2 separate regions of the Homo sapiens genome follow, and region 1 is linked to region 2. The links are chromatin loops, found by intact Hi-C in ENCODE. Cell type or tissue: tibial artery. All regions are shown on one strand. Links, peaks and the distances in the headings refer to the core of each region. The heading gives the core; the rest is flanking DNA. Region 1 holds the start of LOC107986432 (a long non-coding RNA gene). Region 2 overlaps ADGRV1 (adhesion G protein-coupled receptor V1).

Evidence for each region. Hi-C counts contacts between places; a loop is a spot of excess contacts. Peaks named below come from ENCODE experiments on the same cell type or tissue, not always from the same donor. Only the 100,000 strongest peaks of a DNase experiment are listed, where the experiment ranks them.
Region 1: it touches region 2 in a loop (2.8-fold over the local background); 3 of 110 quality-filtered maps call a loop at or near these places.

Annotation. Positions count from the first base shown.
Region 1 is chr5:91,262,640-91,267,045 of GRCh38, forward strand. LOC107986432 (a long non-coding RNA gene) reads right to left here and starts at 2,634. Exons shown (of 7, transcript XR_001742795.2): 1 at 2,024-2,634. In tibial artery, for the core only: no CTCF peak of the experiment used is centred there; no DNase peak of the experiment used is centred there.
Region 2 is chr5:91,099,760-91,104,165 of GRCh38, forward strand. It overlaps ADGRV1 (adhesion G protein-coupled receptor V1), which reads left to right. Exons shown (of 90, transcript NM_032119.4): 87 at 2,460-2,581. Among named protein-coding and RNA genes, the nearest start is that of LUCAT1, 210 kb to the right of the region's middle. In tibial artery, for the core only: a CTCF peak has its summit at 2,204 (motif pointing right); a DNase peak (open chromatin) is centred at 2,162; H3K27ac peaks cover 544 bases.

The DNA.
Region 1 (4,406 bases), core at 106-4,105, 160 kb after region 2:
ATCTCTCCTGAACATAGACAAAAGGAAAAAAATCATTAAACTATTAGAAAATCAATCCTGCAATATATAAAGAGGATTAATATGTCATGACTATGACCATGTATTTGTAATTGCGGGATTTCAAACTTGATTTGACATTCAAAATCAGTTGATATGGCCAGGCACGGTGGCTCATGTTTGTAATCCCAGCACTTTGGGAGGCCAAGGTGGGTGGATCACCTGAGGTCAGGAGTTTGAGACCAGCCTGGTCAACATGGTGAAACCCTGTCTCTATTAAAAATACAAAAATTAGCCGGGTGTGGTGGCACGCGCCTATAATCCCAGTTACTTGGGAGGCTAGGGCAGGAGAATCACTCTAACCTGGGAGGCAGAGGTTGAAGTGAGCCAAGATTATGCCATTGCACTCCAGCCTGGGCAACAAAGCGAGACTCTCTCAAAAAAAAAAAAAAAAAAACAATCAGTTGATGTAATTCACCATATTAATAGAATAAAGAAGAAAAAATATATAATCATTTTAATAGACACAGAAAAGGTATTTGGCAAATTTCAACACCCTTTCATGGTAAAACTCTCAACAAATAGGATGGAAAAGAGAATCCTCAATCTGATAAAGGACACCCGTGGAAAACCTAGAGCTAACATCACACATCATATTGAAATATTGAGTATTTCCCCTCCAAAGACAAAGGGATGGTCTGCATTTATCACATATATTCAACAAAGTACCGGAAATCCTAGTCATTACAATAAGGCAAGAAAAAAAATACAAAGCAAGATTGGAAAGGAGGAAGTAAAACTGTATTTACCCATCAACATGATTGTGCATATAGAAAAGTTTAAGGAATCCCAAATAAACTACTGAGACAAATAAGTGAATTTAGCAAAATTATAGAAAATAAGGTCAATATTAAAGAATCAATTGTATTTCTAGATACTAGCCAAGATCCCTTGGATATGAAATTAAAGAAACAATTACATTCACAACAGCACCAAAAAATATGAAATAGGGATAAATTAAACTGTTCAATGTCCTTAGTCTTGTCCTTAGTCTTCAGGAAACTGCAAGTTAAAATCACAATGATATACCTCTGCAAACCCACTAAAATGACTAAAATTATATACTTAATCATACAACCCAGCCATTTTCTCCTAGATATTTGCCCAAGAGAAATGAATACTACATAAAGATTTACATACAAATGTCCATAGCAGCTTTACTCAAAATAGCCCTAAAGTGGATACAATCCGAATGTTCATCAGCAAAAAAATGGATAAACTAATTGTGGTGTATTCATAAAATGAAATAAAACTCAGTTGGGGAAAAACAGAAAACACAAGTTACACATGCATGCAACAACATCGATGAATCTCAAAAAGTTTATGCTAAGTAAGAAAGCCAGGCCAAAAAGAGTACACACTGTTTACAGAATAATCTGAAAAAGGCAAAAGCAATCTATCATGTTAGAAAGCAGATCAGTTGCTTGCGACTCAGGTTGGAGGCAGAACTGACTGAAAAGAGGTATTAGGGAGGCCTGTGGGTGACGGGGAGAATGCTCCATATCTTATAGTAGTGGTTTACTCAAGCATATACGTTCATCAAGATTGTATGCTTAGAATGGGTGCATTTTATCGTATGTAAATTATAACTCACTGTAGTTCTTTAAAGGTAGCTTCATAAGAAAAAGAACTAATCCATGGCTGACAATAGTATTTTTCATTACAGAGCTTAGAAAAGAGGGGCTCTTAGGGGTACATCATTGAAAAACTTTTTTTTTTCAACTACAAACCCAATTCCACTGTGTGTTACAAATTAACATGGCTGATAAAAGCATTCTGGTTAGCCTGATAAGAAAGATAAATAAATCACACTGAAATCAAACCACTAGGATTCTTGTTAGGCTCAAGAGCTGGTAAAGAAGCCCTGTCCCTCAGGAATATAGTGGTGCTGGAGATGCAACCACCACAGAAAATAAAACCCAAAGGGCTGGGGAAGAGGTGAAAAGAGGATAGTGTGAATACCAACCTGGATCCTTTGCTGGGAACTCTTGTTATCTTGTTCTGTATTTATCCAGTGCTGTATTTAGAAAAGATTAAATCAAAACTGTGAAATTAAAACATGATGAGTGACAGTTCTGAGAGACAACAGCTGTGGCACTAGATTTTCATCATGTCAGGCCTGAGATCTGTATTTCAGGTCACTTTTTTCCATTGGCACTGATCCTGAAGGACAAAAATTATCTTTCTATTGGCTCTTTTCTAAACCACCTGTTGCCTCCATGAGGTAGAAGATTAATAGAGTTTAAATGGGAAGTGAGCCATTTCAAAGGTCTGGGTTGAATGGGGTCTTCATAGAGCACTCACCTCAGGAGTTTAGGCAAAATATTATCTGGTGTCACCAGCAATAATAATTTCCATGTGTTGTATTCCCCTTCTAGGTAGAGAAAACTTTTGAATCACAATACACATTTCAAATGCAAACCCACAATTAGAGAGTTGAACAAATATCTATTGTTTTCTAAGGTATATGAAAAAATATATCTTTTGAAACAGTTATTCCTAATCATTGTCAAATAAATCCCAAGTAACTAATTTAAGGCATTATGAGAATGTACCTTTCTTCCTTCTTTTTTTTGAGATGAAGTCTCGCTCTGTCACCCAGGCTGGAGTGCAATGGCGCGATATCGGCCATTCTATGGGTGTATTTTATTGTATTCACTGCAACCTCCGCCTCCTGGGTTCAAGCGATTTTCCTGCCTCAGCCTCCTGAGTAGCTGGGATTACAGGCGCCCGCCACCACGCCCGGCTTTTTTTGTATTTTTAGTAGAGACGAGGTTTCACCTTGTTGGCCAGGCTGGTCTTGAACTCCTGACCTCGTGATCCACCCACGTTGGCCTCCCAAAGTGCTGGGATTACAGGCATGAGCCACCACACCTGGCCCCTTTTTTCCTTCTTAATAAATGCCTAGGCCAGGGGTGGTGGCTCATGCCTGTAATCCCAGCACTTGGGGAGGCCCAGGCATGTGGATCACTTGAGGTCAGAAGTTGGAGACCAGCCTGGCCAACATGGTGAAACCCCATCTCTACTGAAAATACAAAAATTAGCCAGGCATGGTGGCGCACACCTATAATCCCAGCTACTCAGGAGGCCGAAGCATGATAATCACTTGAACCCGGAAAGCGGAGGTTGCAGTGAGCCGAGATGGTGCCACTGCATTCCGGCCTGGGCAGCAGAATGAGACTCCATCTCAAGAAAAAAAAAATGTGTAATTTCAAAAGTCATGAAACTACCCTTGTCTGTAAAATAAGGTCTTGATAAATGGTTAAATATCAATATTTGGATAAGCTGATTCTGGCATATCTGTATGATGGAATACTATCAGCAATAAAAAGGAACAGACTACTGATGTACTCAGGAAAACTGATAAATCTCAAATTCATTACGCTAAATGAAAAAAAAAAGCCTACATACTCTCTGATAACAGTTACATGGAATTCTGGAAGAGGCAAAATTATACAGAAAAAAAAAACAGATGAGTGATTTCCAGGGGCTGCAGGGCAGGGGTGTGTTTGACTTCAAAAGGATACGAGGTTGGAGGGAGGTAGGAGGGACTTTGAGGAGTGAAGGAACTACTTGGTATTTTGATTGTGGTGGTGGTTACATGACTGTATGCGTTTGTCAAAGCTTACAAAACTATGCACTAAAATGCATAAAAATTACTGTACCTAAATCATACTTTATCTTTTTCAAAATAATATTTCAAAGAACTATTTTTTAAAAAATGTGTTTTAATTTGAAGGAGGTATTTATGGTCATCACAGGTACTGCAGATCTGGAAATCCTCATTACACTCTAAATGTGCAAAATGAGTCATCAGGCTGTTCTATTAATAGAAAGTGAACTGCATGAACCACAATATTTTAGTAAGGATATAAGCCTTATGAAGAGTTGTAGATACCATTGTTGCGGGGAGTTTGCTTTGTTTTGTTTTGTTTTGTTTTGTTTTCACCTGTGTTTAGATGTAGTGAGTAAGAATGAGATGTATTGTATATTTGAAATTTGCTCTTTTACATTTAAGGAATTAGGACATTGGATTGAAAGAAAACTAGGAATTTTTCACCAGTAGATTGCTACATTTAGTTTTGGAATGCTCTATATGTGTCTTTTAATTATCTTCATAAATTGTTAAAAGTGGATAGATTGTTTAGCTTGTGCCTATAAATCCTAGCTTTACAACCTGAAAATGTATTTACACACCTATTTCTTCATCTTTTTCTCTGATAAAGCTCTAATAAGTTTATCAGAGAAATTCTATTGAAGAGCCATGAATTTTCCAACTGAAAGTTTCTGCTAAATGATGAGCAGAATAAATGGAATACCCATAAGTAAAAACAATACCCTAAAATTAC
Region 2 (4,406 bases), core at 93-4,092:
GGAGAAAACTGGAATTAACCCCGTGATGTTGGGTTGGAATTAGAAGCATTGAAATGAACTAATGAATTTCAATATATAGAGATAGATAGAGTAAAACAGATCTAAATGTGTTTGTGTGTGCATATGCATGTGTATCCTCTATCTACTAAGAGAGCTTAGGAGCAGCAACAGCAGTGACCATACCTAGCCCCAGATCACAGTTTCTAAATACCATTCTCCCCTAAAAGAAACCAGGACTGGGGCAGAGAATATTTGAAACATCTTGGGCCAAAAAGCAAACAACTGCTAGTAGAATGATGAGGATATAACCAAAGTCACAGAAACCATCTTGAAAGGGCTCCTGCTAGGGACAACTTGGCATCGAAATAAACAATGATAGTGGCCGGGTACCATGGCTTATACCAGTAATCCCAGCACTTTGGGAGGCCAAGGCATGCGGATCGCTTGAGCCCGGAAGTTCAAGACCAGCCGGGGCAACATGGCGAAACCCCATCTATACAAAAAGTACAAAAATTAAGTGGGCGTGGTGGCATGCGCCTATAGTTTCAGCTACTTGGGAGGCTGAGAGGTGGCAGGATGGCTTGAGCCCAGGAGGTCAAGCCTGCAGTGAGCTGTGACAACACCACCACACTCCAGTCTGGGCAATGGAGAAAGACTTTGTATGACCCTATGTGAAAGAAAAGGAGAGGAAAAAGAAAAGAGAAAGAAAACAAAAAAGGAAAGAAGGAAGCAGGGAGGGAGGAAGGAAGGATGGAAGGAAGGAAGGAAGGGGAAAAGAAAGAATAATGGATAATATGCTAAATAAGCAGGAATATATTAGTCTACATTAGAAGATAAATAAGTGGATAAATCAAACATTTGATAAGGAAAAAGATATTTACATAGTTTCAAAGAAATGCCACATATAAAACTTCTTAATTACACAGGGGAAAATGCTAACTTTACAGTGAAGAATTTGTGCAGCCATCATCTTAATCAAGTGACCAAAATGAACATCTTCAGTAACGGGAAAAATTGAGTTCTTGCGTCACCTTATAGAATGCTGTAAGATGAACTCAGCATCCCTTCTGTGATTTCTAACGGCTTATAATCTAAATCTAATCACGAGAAAAATCAAATAAACTCAAATTTAAGGACACTGCAAGAAAAACTGGCTGGTAATCATCAAAAGTGTCAGGGTTACAAAAGTCAAGGACACACAGAAGACCCATTTGGGATTAAGAATCTACGAAGACGTGTCAACTATACACGACTGGATCTCTGGATCTCTCTGCTAAAAAGGAAATTACTGGTATAATAAAATGGAATCTGAGAATGATAGTACTATATCAGTGTTAATTTCCTAATTTGATGGCATCATGTTTATGTAGGAAAATGTCTTTGTAGAAAATACACATTATTCAGAGGGTAATGGGGGATCAGATTCACAATTTTCAATTAATTCAGGGAAAAAAAAACTTTCTCATTGTACTCTACTTGCACGTCTTCTGTATGTTTGAGATTGTTTCCAAGTAAAATTAAATTTGAAAATTGCTAAAGTTGTAAGCAACTGTTTAAATTTCCATAGTGGACGAGGATTTTAGGTGTTAATTGATGATAGTGGGTAAAGAAGGGCTTTGAGGTCTGTCATGAAAGTTGTCAGTGGTGTGGTCTACCCTGATGTCTTTCAACAGCTTGAAAATGTGTTTATTTGTGGCTGCAAAGATCCGATTCACTTTCTAAATCTTATATAACTTGTCACTTAAATATTAAGATCGCCTCTATATGGTTATTATTCTAAAACTCAGATAGCAAAGAAAACTCAAAATAGACAAGTGGAAAGGGTAATAAAGTCCCTTGGCCCTGAGAAAATCTATTCTGAAAACGTCTGAAACAAACTGCATTAGAACATGTGTAGAATAAGTTTAGTTGATCATTATGAATCAGTCACTTCATCTTTGCTCTTAAACTTACCAATAAATTTTGGTGTCTTCTCAGTCAGAAAAAAGATGTGAGTACAGGTTTTTCCAACACACACACACGTGCGCATGCACACACACACACACGCACACACGCACGATGTTATATAATTTCTGTTCTTAAGTGCCTGGTTGGAATATGCTAATTTCGGGAGCACACTACTGCCTGCCATTTTCTGGTGGAACAGTCTTTTAAGGAGATTTCTACAAATCCATTGTTGCTTTGTGGTACTTACTGAACAGTCCAGCAGGTGGTAGTCTAGGAGAGGAACAGTTCTCATCCTCCCCCAGCCATCCCTGGGCCTACCAGCAGCCCCATTTGCAAAACAGAATGTGGACTCAGCAATGTGCCTTCTCCCCTCTGGCATAAGAATGGGATTTCCAAGGTTGTTCTCTCAAAATGGGCACTAGAATACCACAGAAAGAAGCCAAAAATAACTGTGTATACATGTGACTGTGCAGTATTCTGAAGCTCAAAAATTCTTTTTTTTTTATTTCTAGAAATTCCACTGATTTTATATCTCTTTGCTCTGATTTCCGTGACATGGCTTTGGGGAGGACTACACATGGCCTACAGACACTTCTGGATGTTGGTTCTCTTTGTCATTTTCAACAGTCTGCAGGTAAGCCTTACAATTTGGTTAGTGACAACATACATTTATCTTAATGAACACAAGGCATAGAATTTCAATATTAAAGAGTCAAGCATCCACACACAGGTGAATTTGTGTACATAATAACATCATATAGAGTTGTAAAATAAAATGATAGGAACCTAAATCCTTAACATTTGAAATATGACTGGGATTCTAACTTGCTCATTATACAATTAGGGAAGACAAAATATTTATTCTCCTTCATTTTGAACATCGAAGTAACTACACAAACATATTTCTTTTTCAGTAGGATTGATGTTTATCAACTTTGCAAATGGCAGTCATGTAAGATCAATGCACATATTTGGATTGTGGCTGGGTCTAGAAATTAGATCAATTGAGGAGTGAAATAGTGATGTTCAAGCAGTCCCCTCTTAAGTGTGATGCTTAGTGAAATGAGAGTGTTTGGTTCACTAAAACATGACTGACATCCCCTAAGTCCAGCAGTGCCCAGCTTAAATTAGTTTTATAAGCATGCTTGGATAACTAGAAATTATATAACTGCAGCAAAAATGAAAGCTGAGATTTTTAGTACTTTTGTTAAATGGAAAAATGTTGCACCCTGATATTAACAAATGGAACAAATGAACACATTTTCCTTGTTTTCCAAAGTGAAACGATCTGTCCTAGACTAAAAGAATTTCTTAAATTTATTAAATTATCTCTAAATAGTCCTTCTTTTGGCTACCATCTTGCAAGGATCATGTGTGGCAAACACACAGACATATACACACCTTCAGAATTGTAGCATACAATTGAAATGTGACTCCAGTCATTTTTTAGGTTTGCACCTGAGCAGACAAACTCTTCAGTTAGATCATAGCTTACATGATGGTGCCTAATCAAGGACATTATCAACTTAGGAAGGGGAAAATACAAAACAATTAAAAGTTTAGAACCAAGTTGCTACAAGTTTCTATATAGACAACTGTCTGTGGTTATAGTTACAGGTGAGCACTTACTATTGCCAGGTGGTAAAGAAGACAGTCCGGCCTCTCTGGGATCTGATGATTCAAAGAGTGAACAATCAGCTCTAAGAATCTAGTATGGCAGGTGCCATGTAAAGAGAGCATTTTGAGAGTGAGTAGGGGCCTGTTGACCATCAGGGCAGAGCCATCAGGGCAGAGGCTCAGTCTTGGTCACCTTTAGATCCCTAGGGCCTAGTGGAACTAAGAACAAGGTCCAAACTGACAGCCTGCAGGTGTGTTTTGCTTGGCAGACACACAGTGTTATATGAAAGATTGTTTTAGATTTTCAAATAGTTGCTTCAAACTTTTAAAATTGAGAATTTTCACATTAAAAACCTGAATTGCTGGCTTTTTTTGAAGGCAGTATTTGCATGGCAGCAATTTCCAAGCCCTGAGCAGACCTGATATACTTCATTCATTTTACTTGCCCCTGAGATTATGACACATTTAATGCTTATTAAATAATAAATGAGTGTATGGTTAGAGATGGGAATTTCAGGCAGAGAAAACTGTTAGCCAAGGCTGCAAGAAGGGAAAATGACTAATCTCGCCTAGATTAAGCAACGTGTTGAGAAGGAAAAAGAAAGGTCTTGCAATTAGAGAAGAAGTTGTAGGAGAGGAGACAGAAAGGGTAGATTGGTTTAAACGCCGGCTTTCCATGCTTGGGATGCTGAGCTTCAATCTTTAAGCAAGGGGAAGCCATCGAAGTTGTGATTTTTCTTTGTATTGTTCTAATTTTTTTAATTTTGTCAATTAATTTTTTTTTCATTTTGAATGGGATGACATGTTTGTACTGGAAAGATAACTGGAAATGTTTAGGAGAG